Linked DNA regions of Homo sapiens: all the other regions are linked to region 2. Evidence: chromatin contacts called from ENCODE Hi-C or POLR2A ChIA-PET data. All regions are on one chromosome and are shown on one strand. Each heading gives the region's core, a stretch centred on a gene start or an enhancer-like site at or near the end of the contact. The rest is flanking DNA. Distances are from core to core; before and after follow the strand shown.

The links. Hi-C counts contacts between places; a loop is a spot of excess contacts on that map. ChIA-PET counts read pairs that join two places held with the same protein, here RNA polymerase II (POLR2A). Pooled maps may share reads with other maps.
Region 1: a loop to region 2 is called in a pooled map, with 6 times the contacts of the local background. The contact joins the promoter of DNAAF5 here to the promoter of ZFAND2A-DT in region 2. A Hi-C loop is called at or near these places in 2 of 37 single-sample maps with no recorded cell type and 7 of 50 pooled maps.
Region 3: a loop to region 2 is called in a pooled map, with 23 times the contacts of the local background. The contact joins the enhancer-like site here to the promoter of ZFAND2A-DT in region 2. A Hi-C loop is called at or near these places in 4 of 50 pooled maps. POLR2A ChIA-PET finds 5 or more read pairs at or near these places in 2 of 52 experiments (HepG2 and activated CD8-positive, alpha-beta memory T cell).
Region 4: a map of CD8-positive, alpha-beta T cell shows a loop between it and region 2 (31-fold over the local background). The contact joins the promoter of PSMG3-AS1 here to the promoter of ZFAND2A-DT in region 2. A Hi-C loop is called at or near these places in 2 of 168 maps with a recorded cell type or tissue (CD8-positive, alpha-beta T cell and naive thymus-derived CD4-positive, alpha-beta T cell) and 4 of 50 pooled maps. POLR2A ChIA-PET finds 5 or more read pairs at or near these places in 1 of 52 experiments (activated T-cell).

The regions. Positions count from the first base shown.
Region 1 is chr7:725,331-729,310 of GRCh38, forward strand. It overlaps DNAAF5 (dynein axonemal assembly factor 5), which reads left to right and starts at 1,369. Exons shown (of 13, transcript NM_017802.4): 1 at 1,369-1,985. The coding sequence starts at 1,391. It overlaps PRKAR1B (protein kinase cAMP-dependent type I regulatory subunit beta), which reads right to left and starts at 1,951. Exons shown (of 11, transcript NM_001164760.2): 1 at 1,880-1,951. RefSeq lists silencers at 1,442-1,641, 1,892-1,941, 2,002-2,111, 2,152-2,231.
Region 2 is chr7:1,159,054-1,162,678 of GRCh38, forward strand. It overlaps ZFAND2A-DT (ZFAND2A divergent transcript), which reads left to right and starts at 1,321. Exons shown (of 3, transcript NR_110069.1): 1 at 1,321-1,570; 2 at 3,299-3,490. It overlaps ZFAND2A (zinc finger AN1-type containing 2A), which reads right to left and starts at 1,143. Exons shown (of 5, transcript NM_182491.4): 1 at 911-1,143. RefSeq lists enhancers at 245-759, 760-1,272, 1,273-1,786, 1,787-2,299 and silencers at 1,082-1,621, 1,632-1,681.
Region 3 is chr7:1,471,518-1,475,485 of GRCh38, forward strand. INTS1 (integrator complex subunit 1) reads right to left here. Exons shown (of 48, transcript NM_001080453.3): 40 at 3,188-3,321; 41 at 2,651-2,843; 42 at 2,049-2,176; 43 at 1,555-1,667; 44 at 756-869; 45 at 54-124. Among named protein-coding and RNA genes, the nearest start is that of MICALL2-DT, 14 kb to the left of the region's middle. RefSeq lists a silencer at 2,784-2,983. Within about 2 kb of position 2,719, at least 4 of the 41 ENCODE cell types and tissues checked have a DNase peak (open chromatin) inside an H3K27ac peak, as active enhancers do.
Region 4 is chr7:1,568,769-1,572,627 of GRCh38, forward strand. It overlaps PSMG3-AS1 (PSMG3 antisense RNA 1), which reads left to right and starts at 1,305. Exons shown (of 5, transcript NR_027329.1): 1 at 1,305-1,511. It overlaps PSMG3 (proteasome assembly chaperone 3), which reads right to left and starts at 1,264. Exons shown (of 2, transcript NM_032302.4): 1 at 356-1,264. The coding sequence starts at 571. RefSeq lists silencers at 936-1,365, 1,806-1,885 and enhancers at 994-1,562, 2,186-2,255, 2,266-2,315.

The sequences.
Region 1 (3,980 bases), core at 119-2,618, 430 kb before region 2:
AGAAAACTCAGTGCATGGTCACAGATGAGAAGTGCCTGGCTAACCAGACTTGGGGACTCCTGGTTTGCAGTGAGTGCTGTCAAACTCGCGTTCTAGGCTGGGCTCACAGCAACTCCGACTCCAAGCTGTTTAGGCGCCTCTGTCTCCACTCAAGTCCACAGTCAAGGTCACTACTGTGAAACACTGTCTTGCTTTTAATTTCCAAGCTGCCTTGTTATTTCTTGGGAGTAGGCCAAGCTAACTTTAGGAGGAACTTAGTTTATAGTTTAACTTTGAAACAAAGATGATAACAGCCCTTTCCTGAAGCCAACCTCCTTCTTGCCTGGGGACCAGAATGCTTTTGTAAGACTAACACATGAGCCACAAGATTAGAAATTGTGGTTTGAGTCATGCAGCTAGAGGCCACAAGATTCCAAACCTCCCCAGTTGCTCCTTAGGATAACACCACTATCATCAACTCTAAGATTGGTGCTCAAGATATTTTTCAGGCTCTGCATTCTGATGCACCAGGTGCCACCACCCACACCACTAATCTGGCTCAACCAGTTCTGTGATCCCACCCAGGAACAGAAGACAGCAAGAGAATCAACTTTGACTCTCCATGGTTTCATCTCCAACCCGACCAATAAGCACTGCCCTCTCCCTGGCCCCCTACCTGCCTAATTATCCTTAGATGACCCATCTCAGGATTTTCAGAACCTGGTTTGAGCAATAAAGCTCCAGTGTCCTTTAGCCAGTTTCTGCATGCAGCCAGTTTCTGCATGCAGCCAGTTTCTGCATGCATTAAACTCTCTATTGCAATTCCCCTGTCTTGATAAATTGGCTCTACCTGGGCAGCGAGTAAGGCGAACCTATTGGGCGGCTACGCCTGAGATCTAATGACAGGCTGCACGTGAAGCCCAGACCAGGCACCTGTCTTACACCACAGGGGGATCCAGTCCACAGAACCAGCGTCCTTCCCTCCTGGAACGGACCTTCCCAAAGCCAGAGGGGCTCTAGGCGGCTCAAACAGGGGCTTCCCGGCTACCCTGGTCCCAGGCGGGACCACTCAGGTTCCTTCTCCAAGCCCCCTAGGCTGCAGGGCAGGCTTCCCTAGGGGCAGGCCCAGGCCTATAGCCCGGGACCCGCATCCCGGGCGAGCTGCACCCTCCCGAGACCTTCCCCATCTGTACAATGGGGACAGGACAAGGCCCAGCAGGCAGGCTGGCGGGGGTTCCGGCGACAGAGGGGGACAGCGGGCGAGCACGACAAGAGCACAGGCCCACGTGCGCACCGGCGGGGAGGAAGTAGCCCGGCGCCCCGCCCGCAGCGCGGACCGGAAGTGCTGCCGTAATCTGCGCTGAGAGTCGCGAAAGCGCTGTTCCCCTTAGTGACCGGCGACGCGGGCAAGATGGCGGCGCTGGGGGTGGCGGAGGCCGTGGCGGCCCCACACCCGGCTGAGGGGGCCGAGACGGCTGAGGCGGTGGAGCTGAGCCGCGCCCTGAGCCGCCTGCTGCCGGGGCTGGAGGCCGACAGCAAGCCGGGCCGGCGGCGCGCCTTGGAGGCCCTGCGGCGCGCGCTGGAGGAGCCAGGCCCTGCCGCCGACCCCACCGCTTTCCAGGGCCCCTGGGCGCGCCTACTGCTGCCGCGCTTGCTGCGCTGCCTGAGCGACCCCGCCGAGGGCTGCCGCGCGCTGGCAGTGCACCTGCTGGATCTGGGCCTGCGCCGCGCCGCGCGGCCCCGCGATGCCCTGCCGCGCCTGCTGCCCGCGCTCGCCGCGCGCTTGGCCGGCCCCGTGCCCGCGCGCCGCCCGCCCGAGGCCTGTGAGGAGCTGCGCCTGGCGCTTGTGCAGCTGCTGGGCCTGGCCGTGGACCTGTGCGGCGCCGCGCTCGCGCCCCACCTGGACGACGCTCTGCGCGCGCTGCGCTGCTCCCTGCTCGACCCCTTCGCCGCCGTGCGCCGCGAGAGCTGCAGCTGCGCCGCCGCCCTGGCGCAGGCCACGCCCGGTGAGCACCCCGGGCCCCGCTCCCACACGCCACCCCACACTCTCACCCCCACCTCCACCTCCGCGGCCCCTCTCACAACCCCCGCGGCTCGGCCCCGCCCCCCTCCACGCCCGCACCCCCCAACATCCCGGACCCCCCATGCGCCGCTTCCCCCACCCGCCTGCCCCAAAGCACCCCGCCCGGCCCCCTCCTCCCACCACCACTGCTTCCCCTGCCTCACGTCCCGCCACCAACGCGCCCTTCAGCTGCTCCCTTGTCCTCTACCCCCATGTACCTGTTTCCTGCGCTGCCACGTGCTCCTTGCCCCGTGACCCCTGTTCCTGCTTGGCCCTCACTCACCTCACTCCCCTGTCCCCTTGCTCCCCGCCTCCACCCTCCACGCCCCAAGCCCCGCCCCCCACCTGCCTGCTCCCTGTGCCCCCTCCACCTGCCTATCCTGTGCCATCCTCCTCCTTGCACGCCGCCCTCCCGCGACCCTCACCTCCCACCCTCCTCCCTGCCTGAGCCCCCTCCACCCCACCCGGGCCCACGAGCCAGCGCTTCTGTCCAGATACCTGGAAACCACCGCAGAAATTCCTGTTAGGCGGTTTGGGGTGGGGTGTGCCCTGATAGCTGCCCCCTTTCCTTCCCTCGGGGGCTTGCAGGACTTGCACCTGGTTGAGGGCACGCGCTTTGAGACTCTGCTCTGGTCATTTCACTTTCTGTCCCATTCATCCTACTCCCCTGCCTTTCCGCTCTGGCTTGGACCACTGTCCTAAGTGGAAGGAGGCCGCTTCTCCCCTCCACTTTATAACGTTCCCCATCTTTTTTAGAGCTCTGATCTGATCCGGTCGTTCCCTTTCCTTAGCTGGCCATTCCTGCAGGGTCTTGCCCTTTCCCTCCCCTGGCTGGGATGTGGAATGATAGCAGGCGCCTGCTTCCTGCTGGCGGGAAGGCTTTCCGAAGGAGGGAACACTGATGCTATAAATCCGTGGGCGGTAGGGAGCAGGAAAGCAGTGAGGGATCTGGCCAGCTCAGGCCGTCCCAGTGATGTCCCAGTGATGGTCTGAATGTAGTGGGAAGTGCAGGGGGTGTCAATAGAAGTGATAGACCCGAGTTCAGGTTGTTAAAAGATCACTGCAGCTGCGTGGAGAATAGATTCCAGAAGTAGAGGAAGAGCTGGACTTGGGGAAATGCCGAGATTTCCACGTTGGTTAACTTTGGATTTCACATGGTCCAGAACTCCTGTGGAGCTTGGGGAAGAACCTTGGGCTGGATGGACATGGCCATTGAGAATTCCTGGCATTTAATGTATTTCTTCTTCATCCTCAACCACTTCCCTACCCAGTCTGTACATCAGCCCCACGAGCTCCCTCCCTGGACCGTAGGTTCCACAGGACAGCACTGTGCCCATCTGTGCCCCAGCCCCAAGCGCAGCCTGCTGGGGTATGTGCTCACTGGTTGCTGTGGGGTGAGGGACTGTGCCTCTGCCTGGAGCATCCCCTCATCTCCAGCACCTCTGGCCTTCCTCTCCCCTGGGTGGGGGGCCTCACCTCTGGTCTCGGTCACACTGGGCAACGGCAGAGAGGTTGAGGCGCTCACCCAAAGTCTCACTGGAATAGCCGTTTCCCAGACGGGCCCCAAGTAGTGCAGAGCTGAGGCAAGAGGCGGCCTGGATGCCAGAGACCCTTTGGTTCTGACTTTTTTTTTTTTTTTTTTTGAGACAGGGTTTCACTCTGTCTCCCAGGCTGGAGTGCAGTGGGGCGATCTCAGCTCACTGCAACCTCCGCCTCCTGAGTTCAAGCGATTCTCCTGCCTCAGCCTCCCAAGTAGCTGGGATTACAGGCGCCTGCCACCTCTTGTTCTGACTTTCTGCGGGGACTTTACAAATAGGAAGTGCAGTGGCTTTGCCTGGAGTGGTGCTGGCCCAGCTTCCTGGAGGAGCCTGGGGTCTCGTCTCAGGTGGGGCTGGGAGTGTGGCCTCGCCTCTGTCTTCTGGGCTCGGCTTCTTTCCTC
Region 2 (3,625 bases), core at 71-2,570:
TCCCGCCTCAGTTTAAAGCCATTCCCACCCTCCCCAGTTCCCTCTATGTTACACGCCCGCTACTTAAGGTGCCCATTAGTCCTTTCCCAGCCCTCCTTCGCCCACAGCTTCCAACTACAGATCCGCTGCTTTACTATTAGCTCCCGGTGCCCGACACACAGCAGGCGTTCCGAAATTGTTTTGTTCAAGGAATTCACAAGAGTTTGATGTGAATCCCCAAATGATTTTGTTCTGGACGCACAGCACCCGTCCTAGGAAACCAACACCCTACCCTGGCGGGCCGGGCCCGCAGCAAGAAAACACACATCTACGTGGCTGTCACTCGGCTGGCGGGTTAACGACCCCGTGCGACCCGGTACTACGGCCCCGATGGCAGGCCCGGCCCCCAGCAGACAGCCGGACTCCCAGCAGACAGGCCGGACCCCCAGCAGCCAGACCCCGGCAGGCCCGGTCCCCAGCAGACAGCCGGACCCCCAACAGCCAGACCCCGGCAGGCCCGGTCCCCAGCAGACAGGCCGGACCCCCAACAGCCAGACCCCGGCAGGCCCGGTCCCCAGCAGACAGGCCGGACCCCCAGCAGCCAGACCCCGGCAGGCCCGGTCCCCAGCAGACAGGCCGGACCCCCAGCAGCCAGACCCCGGCAGGCCCGGTCCCCAGCAGACAGCCGGACCCCCAACAGCCAGACCCCGGCAGGCCCGGTCCCCAGCAGACAGGCCGGACCCCCAGCAGCCAGACCCCGGCAGGCCCGGTCCCCAGCAGACAGGCCGGACCCCCAGCAGCCTGACCTCCAGCAAGCAGCCGGACTTTCAGCAGCCGCACTCCTAGCAGACAGGCCGAACCCCCGAGCAACCTGACCTCAAGGCAGGCCCGACCCCCGGCAGACCCTGTCTGCGCAATCCCGGCCCCGTACCTGGCTCTCGTCGGGGACCCAGGCAGCTGAGGTGAGCAGCAGATGGAAGAGACGTAAACTCAGGTGTCCTCCTCCGTAGTCGGCTCCGGGTAGCTAAGCAGAAAGAACCTCGACACTGGCACCGAGACGCCGTCGGAGGCACACCCACACCCACACCGGAACGCAACATCTCGCTGCCCGCGGCCTACGGGGATTTATCCGCAGCCCCCGGATCTGAGAGCCGTCTGGGCCTTGGGGTTTCCGGGCGCGCCCCGACAACGTCACCCGCAGACCGGCCAATCCCGCCAGGCCGCGGCCCAGTGGCGCCGGCGCACACCGAAGACGACACCAGCCATCCGGCCAATCCCGCCCCGCCGCGCCCCGCAGGCCCGCCCACTCCTCGCTTCTCCACTTCCCTTCTCGAAGTGTCCGGTCGCTTCTCGCAGGCGGCGCGCTTGCTGGGTCACAGTGAGGCGGCTCCGCGCAGGCGCAGCCGGGCGGGCGAGGAGCGGGGAAGCTGACTCAGGGCTGCGGCCGGGGTCCTGCGGGGTAGGAGCGCGAGGCCGGCCTGAGGGAGGAGGCCTAGCGACCCATCCGGCGCCTCCCGCCCCGGGCACCCGCCCGCGGCCGCGCATCCTGCGGGCCCCAGGAGGCCTCCATCTCAAAACAACGTGTTTTTAGGTAATTTCAAACTTAGGGAAAAGCTTCAAGAATAATACCGAAAATGTCAGTGTCCCCAGCACCTAGATCCCCCAGTTAAATCCTTTTCCATTTCACCGCGCTGCCCCCCGCCCCCTGGACGGTTATGTGGCCGCGTGGGGTTGGCTCTGCCCAGGGCCGCGGTCACTGCACAGAACGCCCTGCACGTAAGGGGCTCCGCCTGGGTAAGACCCCGCCCAGCTGGGCAGGAGGAGGGCGTGGGCCCAGGACATGGAGACCAGCCTGGGCAACATAGCGAGACCCCATCTCTGCAGAAATAAAATATTAGCCGGACGGTGCACGGTGGCTCAGGCCTGTAATCCCGGCACTTTGGGAGGCCGAGGTGGGAGGATGGCCTGAGGTTAGTGTCTCACATGTCTGTGTGAAGAGACCACCAAACAGGCTTTGTGTGAGCAACAAGGCTGTTTATTTCACCCGGGTGCAGCCCGGCTGAGTCGGAAAAGAGAGTCAGCAAAGGGCGATGGGATTATCATTAGTTCTTACAGGTTTTGGGATAGACGGTGGAGTTAGGAGCAATGTTTTGCAGGCAGGTGGTGGATCTCATAAGGTACATTCTCAAGGGTGGGGAGAATTACAAAGAACCTTCTTAAGGGTAGAGGAGATTACAAAGTACATTGATCAGTTAGGATGGGGCAGAAACAAATTACAAGGGTGGAATGTCATCAGTTAAGGCTGTTTTCACTTCTTTTGTGGATCTTCAGTTGCTTCAGGCCATCTGGATGTATACATGCAGGTCACTGGGGATATGATGGCTTAGCTTGGGCTCAGAGGCCTGACAGGAGTTCAAGACCAGCCTGGTGAACATGACGAAACCCTGTCTCTACAAAAATAAGAAATGAACGCAGCATGGTGGCATGCACCTGCAGTCCCAGCCTCTTGGGAGGTGGAGGCATAAGTCAGCTGTGAATGCGCCCTGCACTAGAGCCTGGGCAGCAGAGCAGACCCTTCCTCAAACCCAAAAAGCGTCGTGCCAACCAGACCAGATGGTCGCCTAATCAATAGAGACCATGCCCAATCAGGTAAGGACAGACACAACCAGGCATGCTTTTTCTTGTTTTGTTTTTTGTTTGTTGTTTTGAGATGGAGTTTCACTCTTGTTGCCCAGGCTGGAGTGCAGTGGTGTGATCTCGGCTCACCGGAACCACCACCTCCTGGGTTCAAGCGATTCTCCTGCCTCAGTCTCCCAAGTAGCTGGGATTACAGGCATGCACCACCAGGCCCGGCTAATTTTGTATTTTTAGTAGAGACGGGGGTTTCTCCATATTGGTCAGGCTGGTCTCAAACTCCCAACCTCAGGTGATCTGCCTGCCTCGGCCTCCCAAAGTACTGGCATTACAGGCGTGAGCCACTGCGCCCAGCTTGTTGTTTTTCTTTAGACAGTGTCTTCCTCTGTGGCTCAGGCTGAAGGGCACTGGGATGATCACAGCTCACTGCAGCCTCCACCTCCCAGGCTCAAGCCATCCTTCTTCCTCAGGCTCCTGAGTAGCGGGAGCTACAGGCATGCGCCATCATGCCTGGCTAATTTTTGTATTTTTTGTAGATACGGGGTTTTGCTATGTAGCCCAGGCTGGTCTTGAACTCCTGACCTCAGGTGATCCCTCTGCCTCAGCTTCCCAAAGCGCTGGGATTACAGAACATGAGCCACTGTGCCCGGCTTATTGTACAGTCTTTACTCTCGGTTTTCACCAGAGAACTCAAGGGCTGTGAAAAGAGCAGGACCTCACCAGCTGCACGGCGGTGGTGACTGGCTCCATCTTGCTGTCCCTCCCAATCACACAACATCTCCCCTTGAAGGCTCTGCCCAGGCCCGGACTCCCACCTTTCAAGATGTCTGGATCAGTGCAGGACCTCCTCCTTGGCCACATCGCTCTCCTTGGACTGGTTCGTTAACCCTGTTTTACCCACATTTTCTTTTTTTTTCTTTTTCTTTTTTTTTTTTTTTCTGAGACAGAGTTTCATTCTTGTTGCCCAGGCTGGAGTGCAATGACTCGGTCTCGGCTCATTGCAACCTCCGCC
Region 3 (3,968 bases), core at 1,469-3,968, 310 kb after region 2:
GTTCCCCAAGGGAGTGGCTCCTCCCAGCTCTCCCTCAGCCCCATCCAGCTCACCGAGAAGAAGCTCAGGATCTCGGGTCTCCGCCGGGACATCTCGTCTATGTCACTCAGAACCTCCAGCAGATCTGACACAGAGAGAGGGCCAGACCAGAACTGAAGGGCCCAGGCAGACCTCTGCCCACCCCACCCCAGCCACCCAGAGGGGGCAAGGCCCCGAGCACCACAGGACAGAAAGCACTGGAAAGCATGAGCCCAGTGACGCCCCAGGCAGTCACCTGCCCCCAAGCTCCACAAATACCCGGCCCTGCCCCTACTAGTGGCCTCCAAGGAGAGGGGTTGACCCCTCACGGCAGCCCCATATCCAGGGTGCTCTTAGCACCAAGTGTCCCCACGGCCCGACTCCATCCGGGCCGCTCAGCCTTGGCTGTCCTCTGACAGCGGCCACCGGTACTGCCCACCCGCTGGTCTTGCCCACCCGCCTGACCTCTTCCTGCTGTACCCCCACCACCTTAGGGGGCTCCCCTGCTTTTTGCTGTGCCTGAAGCAGAGCAGCCACCTCCAGCTCCCCTGGGCCCCTGAGTTTCTAAGGCCCTCTCTGGGGGTGCTCCCCACTGTGAGGAACAGCCCACCCACCCACAGCCCAGCGTGGGCCAGGCTCACGCCAAAGTCAGTGCCCAAATGGCTACTGGCTGCTGCCCGCAGCCCCATGGGACCCAGGGCGCTGACCTGGCGTGGGTGAAGCAGGGCCTGACTCACCCTCCACCGTTTGGCCCCGGGAAAGCCGTTTCATGTAGGGGGCCATCTCGGCCGCGGTCAGAGGGGTGAACAGGGAGACGCTGACCAGGGGCAAGGAGCCGGCTGAGCTCTCCTCTGGAAGACAGTGGCAGTGCTGCAGGAGGGCGGGAGCGGCAGGACGTGCCACACTGAGGCACCAGGACCTGCCCTCCCGAGAGCACGGCGGCCACTGCCCAGGCTCCCAAGGTGCCTGCACACAGCAGCGCTCCACAAATGGGGTGGAGCCAGGAGCCGGGAGCTGCCTTTGGATCCGGCGCATGCACCTCTGCGAGTCTCTCCCTGCTGGGTTTCTCGCAATGTGGGCCAGGACCCACTGGGCACAAGACGGGATGGCCCCTTGGGACCCGGGCCTGGCGCTCTTCCGGCGGCACAGGAGAGACGTGCTGCGGTGCCGTGTCACCTCAGGCAGGGAAAAACCAAGGACAAGCCTTGCCCAGTAGGACCAGGGGAGGCTTCCTGGGGAGGGACACCTCGGACAAGCACTGGTGGATGGTGGATGTGCCAGGGACGGGGGGGTGGGGAGGGCCATTTGCCGGGGCGGGGCGATGTGCCGGGGGGCAGGTGTGCTGATGCTCTGTCAGGCACCAGTCAGTGCTTCGTCCCCTTGAGGTGGGTCAGGGGCCAGCCAGCAAGGTCCCAGGCTCACACAGCCCCCATCGGGACGCCTCGGACGGCCCAGGGCTGGCTGTGCGCTGGGAAAACCAGGCCCTGTAGGACTGTTCCGCAGCTGCTTCCAGCAGCCCCTGGCAGCCCCACTCACCCTCGCCCTCTTCGTCCAGGCCTCGGTCGGTCCTGTCGTCCCTGCTGGGCAGGCTGAGCCCTGCAAGGAGGGATTTCAGCATCACCAGGTCACTGTTGTCGAAGGACAGGTCGCTGGGGAGAGAAGATGCTTTCACCTGGGAGGAAGACGCTGGCAGGAGGAAGGCTGGGTCAGGGGTCAAACTAGGGTGGCATGGGAGCGTGTGGACACAGGCATGCAGGAGAGGCCAGGACGCTCAGAGGGAGGGCCGGGCGGGGAAGCCACATGTGCGTGGAACGGGACAGAGAGCCAGAGAGCTGCAGGGGTGGGTTCAGACGGCTTCGGCACAGGGTGGGGCGGCCTCTGCGCCCTGGGATGAGCACCACGCTCAGCAGCCCTCCCCGGCCTCAGGAGCAGCATATCTGACACGACACGGCCTTCCCAGGAACACCCTCCAGACCCCGCTGGACCCTCGCCGGAGGCCCGAGGCTTCCCTGCAGCCCGTGGGCACTCACTGGAGCGGGTCGGCGTGCTTCTGCAGGAAGGAGATGGCTGCTGGGGCATTGTAGGTAATGTACTTATGGATGAACTGCACAAACTTGTTGATGAAGGCAGCCAGATGGCGGGAGGACTTCCTGTAATTCTGCAAAGCAAAAGCGGCACCCTCGAGCTGCTCTGCCCCGCAGGGCCAAAACAGAGCCTGTGCTCCCATCTGCTCCCAGAGCCTCAGGGCATGGACCCCACAGCCAACGAGCCCCCTCTGCCAACCACTGGGGCGTCACAGGCCCAAGGGTGGCCGGCATGGCCTGTCAGGGTGTGGACATGGCTGTCTGGGGCATGTGCCCAGATGGATGAGGGGCTCGAGGTAGCACAAGCGACACGCAGAGAACAGCACGGAGGGTCTGGGCTGGGCTTCTGAAGGACGTGGGCCCCCCAGGCACGTGAGGGGCAGCAGGCAGGGGCTTCCCAGGGTGGGAGCTGGTCCCCAGGGCAGGTGGCCTGGCCTGGGCCCTGGCTGCAGAGGTCCTCCCAGTCCCTCCGCGAGTGGGTGAGGCAGGCCTGGGCCAGAGCAGAGGGAGTGGAAGGGAGCGCGAGGGCGGGCGGCGGGAGCACACACCAGCAGCAGGCGGATGAAGGACAGAAGGCAGTCCCACAGCGCCCCCTGGTGCTCGCTGCGGAACACGTGCGGCTGCAGCAGCTCCAGCAGGCCCAGCACGTGCAGGAAGCAGCTCAGGTGGTTCTGCTGCCGGAACTCCTGGAAGTTGAGGTGGGTGCGGCCGTGCAGGAGCGCCGCGATCATGGGCAGGTGCCTGCGGGCGCGGTGAGGGCCCAGTCAGCCCCGGCCGGCGGGCTCACCTGGCGCACGTCCCCAGGAAGGCCCCACTGCCTGCCCCGGGAGCCAGACCCCGTGCTGCCCCCCAACCACCCTCCTGCCCTAAGGAGGTGGGGATGAGATCGCCCCTCTCTGAGGCCCACCCAGCTCCTCCCACCTGAGGCCCAGCTCAGTCCTGACTTCCCCCGGTCAAGCTCAGCCCATGGGAACATGCTTTTTTTTGTTGTTTTTGGAGTTTTGCTCTTGTTGCCCAGGCTGGAGAGCCGCAGACCCCCCTGGTTAAACCAGTGTCTGGCGAGGGCAGGGCTTCTGGGACAGCACCTGAGCAGCAGCAGCGGGTGCGCCACCGCCAGCTTCCGGCAGGCCATGCTGGCATCCGCCCCTCGGTTCTCCAACGCCCGGGAGTCGCTGGTGTCCGCAAGGAGCGTGATGAAGCGGTGGATGAGTCCGTCCAGCTGCAGGGAGGGGCGCTCTGAGGCCGGGGCCGCTGGCTCCCCTCACTTGCCCACCCACACTCAGCCTGGCCGCCAGCTGTGGCCGTGATCCACCGCGTGGCACGCCATGAGCAGAGGAACTGGCTCCTTACGGCTTCCATGAGCACCTCGGGAGGGCAGGCAGGCCACAGCCAGCCTCTGGGAAAACCCCATACAGAATAAAAGCAAAGCTCCACACCAAATGATACAATGAGCGGGAAACAAGCCAAAACTACACATCGGCCAAGCAGGCGCAGTGGCTCACGCCTGCCATCCCAGCACTCTGTGAGGCCGCGGCAGAAGATCACCAGAGCCCAGGAGTTCAAGACTAGCCTGGGCAATGAAAATAGCCCTCTCTATTTTCAAAAATACAAAAAGAGTAACTGGGTGTGGTGGCACGTGCCTGTGATCCCAGCTACTCGGGAGGCTGAGGTGGGAGGCTCACTTGAGCACAGGGGGTTGAGGCTGCAGTGAGCTATGATGGTACCGCTGCACTCCAGCCTTGGCAACAGACACCCTGCCTCAAAAACCCTCCACAAAACTGCACATCAAGTGTGATTTCAACAAATAAAATGACATATAAGTGAAAAAAACCACAAGCAGAAATGATTAGAGAAAGTCAGCTGCCC
Region 4 (3,859 bases), core at 55-2,554, 410 kb after region 2:
TCCTGAGTAGCTGAGATTACAGGCATGTGCCACCACACCCAGCTAATTTTTATATTTTTCGTAGAAATGGGGTTTCCCCATGTTGGCCAGGCTGGTCTGGAACTTCTGACCTTAAGTGATCTGCCCGCCTCAGCCTCCCAAAGTGCTGGGATTACAGGTGTGAGCCACTGCACCCAGCCTCTCTCTATATATATATTTTGTGTAGGCACTTGTTTTTTTGTAGTGACTTGTGTGTGTGTTGTTGTGTTGCCCAGGCTGGTTTCAAACTCCTGGCCTCAAGCGATCTGCCCGCCTAGGCCTCTGAAAGTGCTAGGGTTACAGGCGTGAGCCACAGTTCCCGGCCAATCCACTTTACCTCATCCTGCCCCAGAAGGACTTTTGTGGTGAGCACAGGCTTGCTGACGTCACTGGCCACGCTGCTGGGCTCCAGGGAGACCAGGGTGCCCATCTTCCCAAACTGGGTCACCACCACCAGGATGTGACTGCTGAAGGCCGTACACACCACCTGGGTGGGGACCCCGCACACCACCTCCGTCTTCTGCTTCGATATCACCAACGGCGTGTCTTCCATGGCGGGGCTCTGCAGTGGCAGCTTTAATTTAGGTTAAAAAGAAAGGGGAAAAAAAGGAGTCAATCAAACAGTACAGCCTTGGGGCTCCCAAAAAAGTAGCACGGGGCATTGAAACGGAAACGCAAGGAGGCCCATTCAAAAGAAGGGGCCAGGCGCGGTGGCTCATGCCTGTCATCCCGGCACTTTGGGAGGCCGAGACAGGACGATCGTTGAGGCCAGGAATTCGAGACCAGCCTGGCCAACATAGCGAGACCCCCATCTCTACCAAAAAAAAAAAAAAAAAAAACCAGCAGGGCGCGCCTGTGGTCCCAGTTACTCAGGAGGCTGAGGCGGGAAGATCGCTTCAGCCCGGGAGGTCGAGGCTGCGGTGAGCCGTGATCACACCATTGCATTACAACCCGGGCGGTAGAGCGAGACCCTGTCCGTAAAAAAATAAAACAGAAGCAGGAGCGGGGCCGCCCATAGAGACCGCGCCTGGGGCTTTCTGGGTTAGGGGATCGACTTGCACGTTCACACTGCCAGGCCGGGCAGTGGCTTCCCGCCCCTCGGCCTCGCCGCCGCCCCGGCCCTGCAGCCGCGGCCCGGGACCCCCACGACACGCGGTGCCGAGGCCGGCCGGGCTACTGGGGACGCAGCCGCCCGGGGAAGCCCGCGGGTACCCGCGCTCACCAAGCCGGCGCCGCGCCCGGAAGTGGCTCTGCGTGCGCCACGCGGGCCCGCCCCGTCCGCGGGTTCCGTCCACCTTCCGGAAGTCAGGGCCGCGGCGCTTCTGGTCCCGGAGACTTGGGGCTCCCGGGCTTCTGAGCGGCTCGGGTTCCGCGCTGCCGGCAGGGCTTGGGGGCGCCTTAGAGCCGAACCCCGTTTTTTCAGGAAAGGGCGCTGCGACCACCCCCGTCCCGGGCCTCAGCCCCTCTGCTGCAGACCCTCGGGATCGTCGCTGGTAGGAGCTCTGTCCCCCGTGTCTGTGTCCAGGACCCCCGAAGCGCCGCGCCTAGGAACCCCCTAGCGCTGGGAGCCCGGCCCTGCTCGACCACGGGCTTTGGGCTGGAGGCGTCATCGTCGCCACAGCGAACGCTTATTTGGCACCGAGTGTCCGCCAGGCATCGCTCTAAGCGCTTTATACCCATAACTCACTTCATCTCAGCCACCCGGTTCCGTAGAAGCGTTTCATCCGCGTTTTACAGACGTGTGCAGGTGCAGAGAGCTCGGCCAGGCTCAGGCGGCGGGCGGGCTGGGGTGGGCTCCGACCGTCCCTCGGGCGCTCCGTGACACGAAGCCCCGGCCAAGGCCAAGAAGGGGGCCAGCCCCACCCTGAAGCGGGATGAGTTCTGGTTCCTCCCAGGGACCCCCTCACTCCCTACTGCTCACTCTCAGTTTCTCCAAGCTGGAAGGTTTTTTGTTTTGTTTTGTTTGAGACGGAGTCTTGCTGTGTCACCCAGGCTGGAGTGCAGTGGCGCGATCTCGGCTCACTGCAGCCTCCGCCTCCCTGGTTCAAGCAATTCTCCTGCCTCAGCCTCCTGTGTAGCTGGGATTACAGGCGTGCGCCACCAGGCCCGGCTAACTTTTTAAATTTTTAGTAGAGATGGGGTTTCACCATGTCGGTCAGGCTGGTCTTGAACTCCTGACCTCAGGTGATCTGCCTTCCTCGGCCTCCCAAAGTGCTGGGATTACAGGCGTGAGCCACCGCGCCCCGCTGCTGGAAGTTTTATTGGTAGGGTCGGACATCTTGGTAGCAGAGGCTGAAAGTGATTGGAGCCTCCAGAGCCTTCCTCGGGGTGGGGCGTTTAACATCCCTTCAGAACCCCACCCTCGGAGGCCTTACTGTCGTTTCCTGACAACCATGTCAAGGCCGTATTTTCTGTCTATATTACCAGAAAGGGGTCCCGATCCAGACCCCAAGAGAGAATTGAGGGCGAGTCCACAAAGTGAAAGCAAGTTTATTAGAAAAGTAAAGGAATTGAGGCAGGAAAACAGGGTCTGGAGGCAGGGAACACTTCAGCTATGACAGGAAATACCCTCTCCATAGGGTGTACACTGAGTAAATGATTTTGTAACTTTATTTCATCCTCTTTATTTACATAGGGCGTACACCAAGTAACCAGTAGAAACCCCTAGAGGGTATTTAAACCTCACAAGTTCTGTAATGGGGCCCTGAGCCTCTATGCTTTGGCCGCCCCCACACCATGGAATGTACTTTCATTTTCAAAAAATTTCTGCTTTTGTTGCTTCATTCTTTTTTTGCTTTGTGCATTTTTTTTTTTTTGAGACAGAGTCTCTGTTGTCCATGCTGGAGTGCAGTGGCGTGATCCTCACTGCAACCTCTGCCTCCCGGGTTCAAGCAATTCTCCTGCCTCAGCCTCCTGAGTAGCTGAGATTACAGACGTGCGTCACCATGCCCGGCTAACTTTTGTGTTTTTAGTAGAGACGAGGTTTCGCCATGTTGGCCAGGCTGGTCTTGAACTCCTGACCTCAGGTGATCTGCCCGCCTCGGCCTCCCAAAGTGCTGGGATTATAGGTGTGAGCCACCGCGCCCGGTGGCTTTGTGCATTTTGTCCAATTCTTTGTTCAAGATGCCAAGAACCTGGACACCCTCCACCAGTAACAGAATAAAGAATGGCTACTCCATAGGCAGAGCAGCATGGGCTGCTGGTTGCCCATTTTTGTGGTTATTTCTTGATGATATGCTAAACAAGGGGTGGATTATTCGTGCCTTACCTTTTTAAACCCTTTAGGGTAACGTCCTGGCATTGCTATGGCATTTGTAAACTTACGGCGCTGGTGGGAGTGTAGCAGCTGGGACGACCAGAGGTCACACTCATCGCCATGTTGGTTTGGTGGGTTTTGGTCAGCTTCTTTACTGCAAACTGTTTTATCAGTAAGGTCTTTATGACCTGTAGCTTGTGCCGACCTCTTATCTCATCCTGTGACATAGAATGCCTTAACTGTCTGGGAATGCAGCCCAGCAGATCTCAGCCTCATTTTACCCAGCCCCTATTCAAGATGAAGTTGCTCTGGTTCAAACACCTCTGACATTTACACCACTGAAGCTCCAAGGAAGATCTTGACTCCCTCTTCTCACCATTTGATGACTTCGTATCCAATCCAAGTCAAGTCAAATGAAGCATGCTCCTTCCAATGATGATTTCTGGAGGCCTAAAATAAAAAGCATGCATACAGAAAATGATCAAAATAGACATAAATCAAGGGGAAATTCATTTTTGAGCATTCTTGCAGCCAGTACACAAAAGGAGAGATGATGAGTTTCATGGTTCTAATACTCAAAAAACA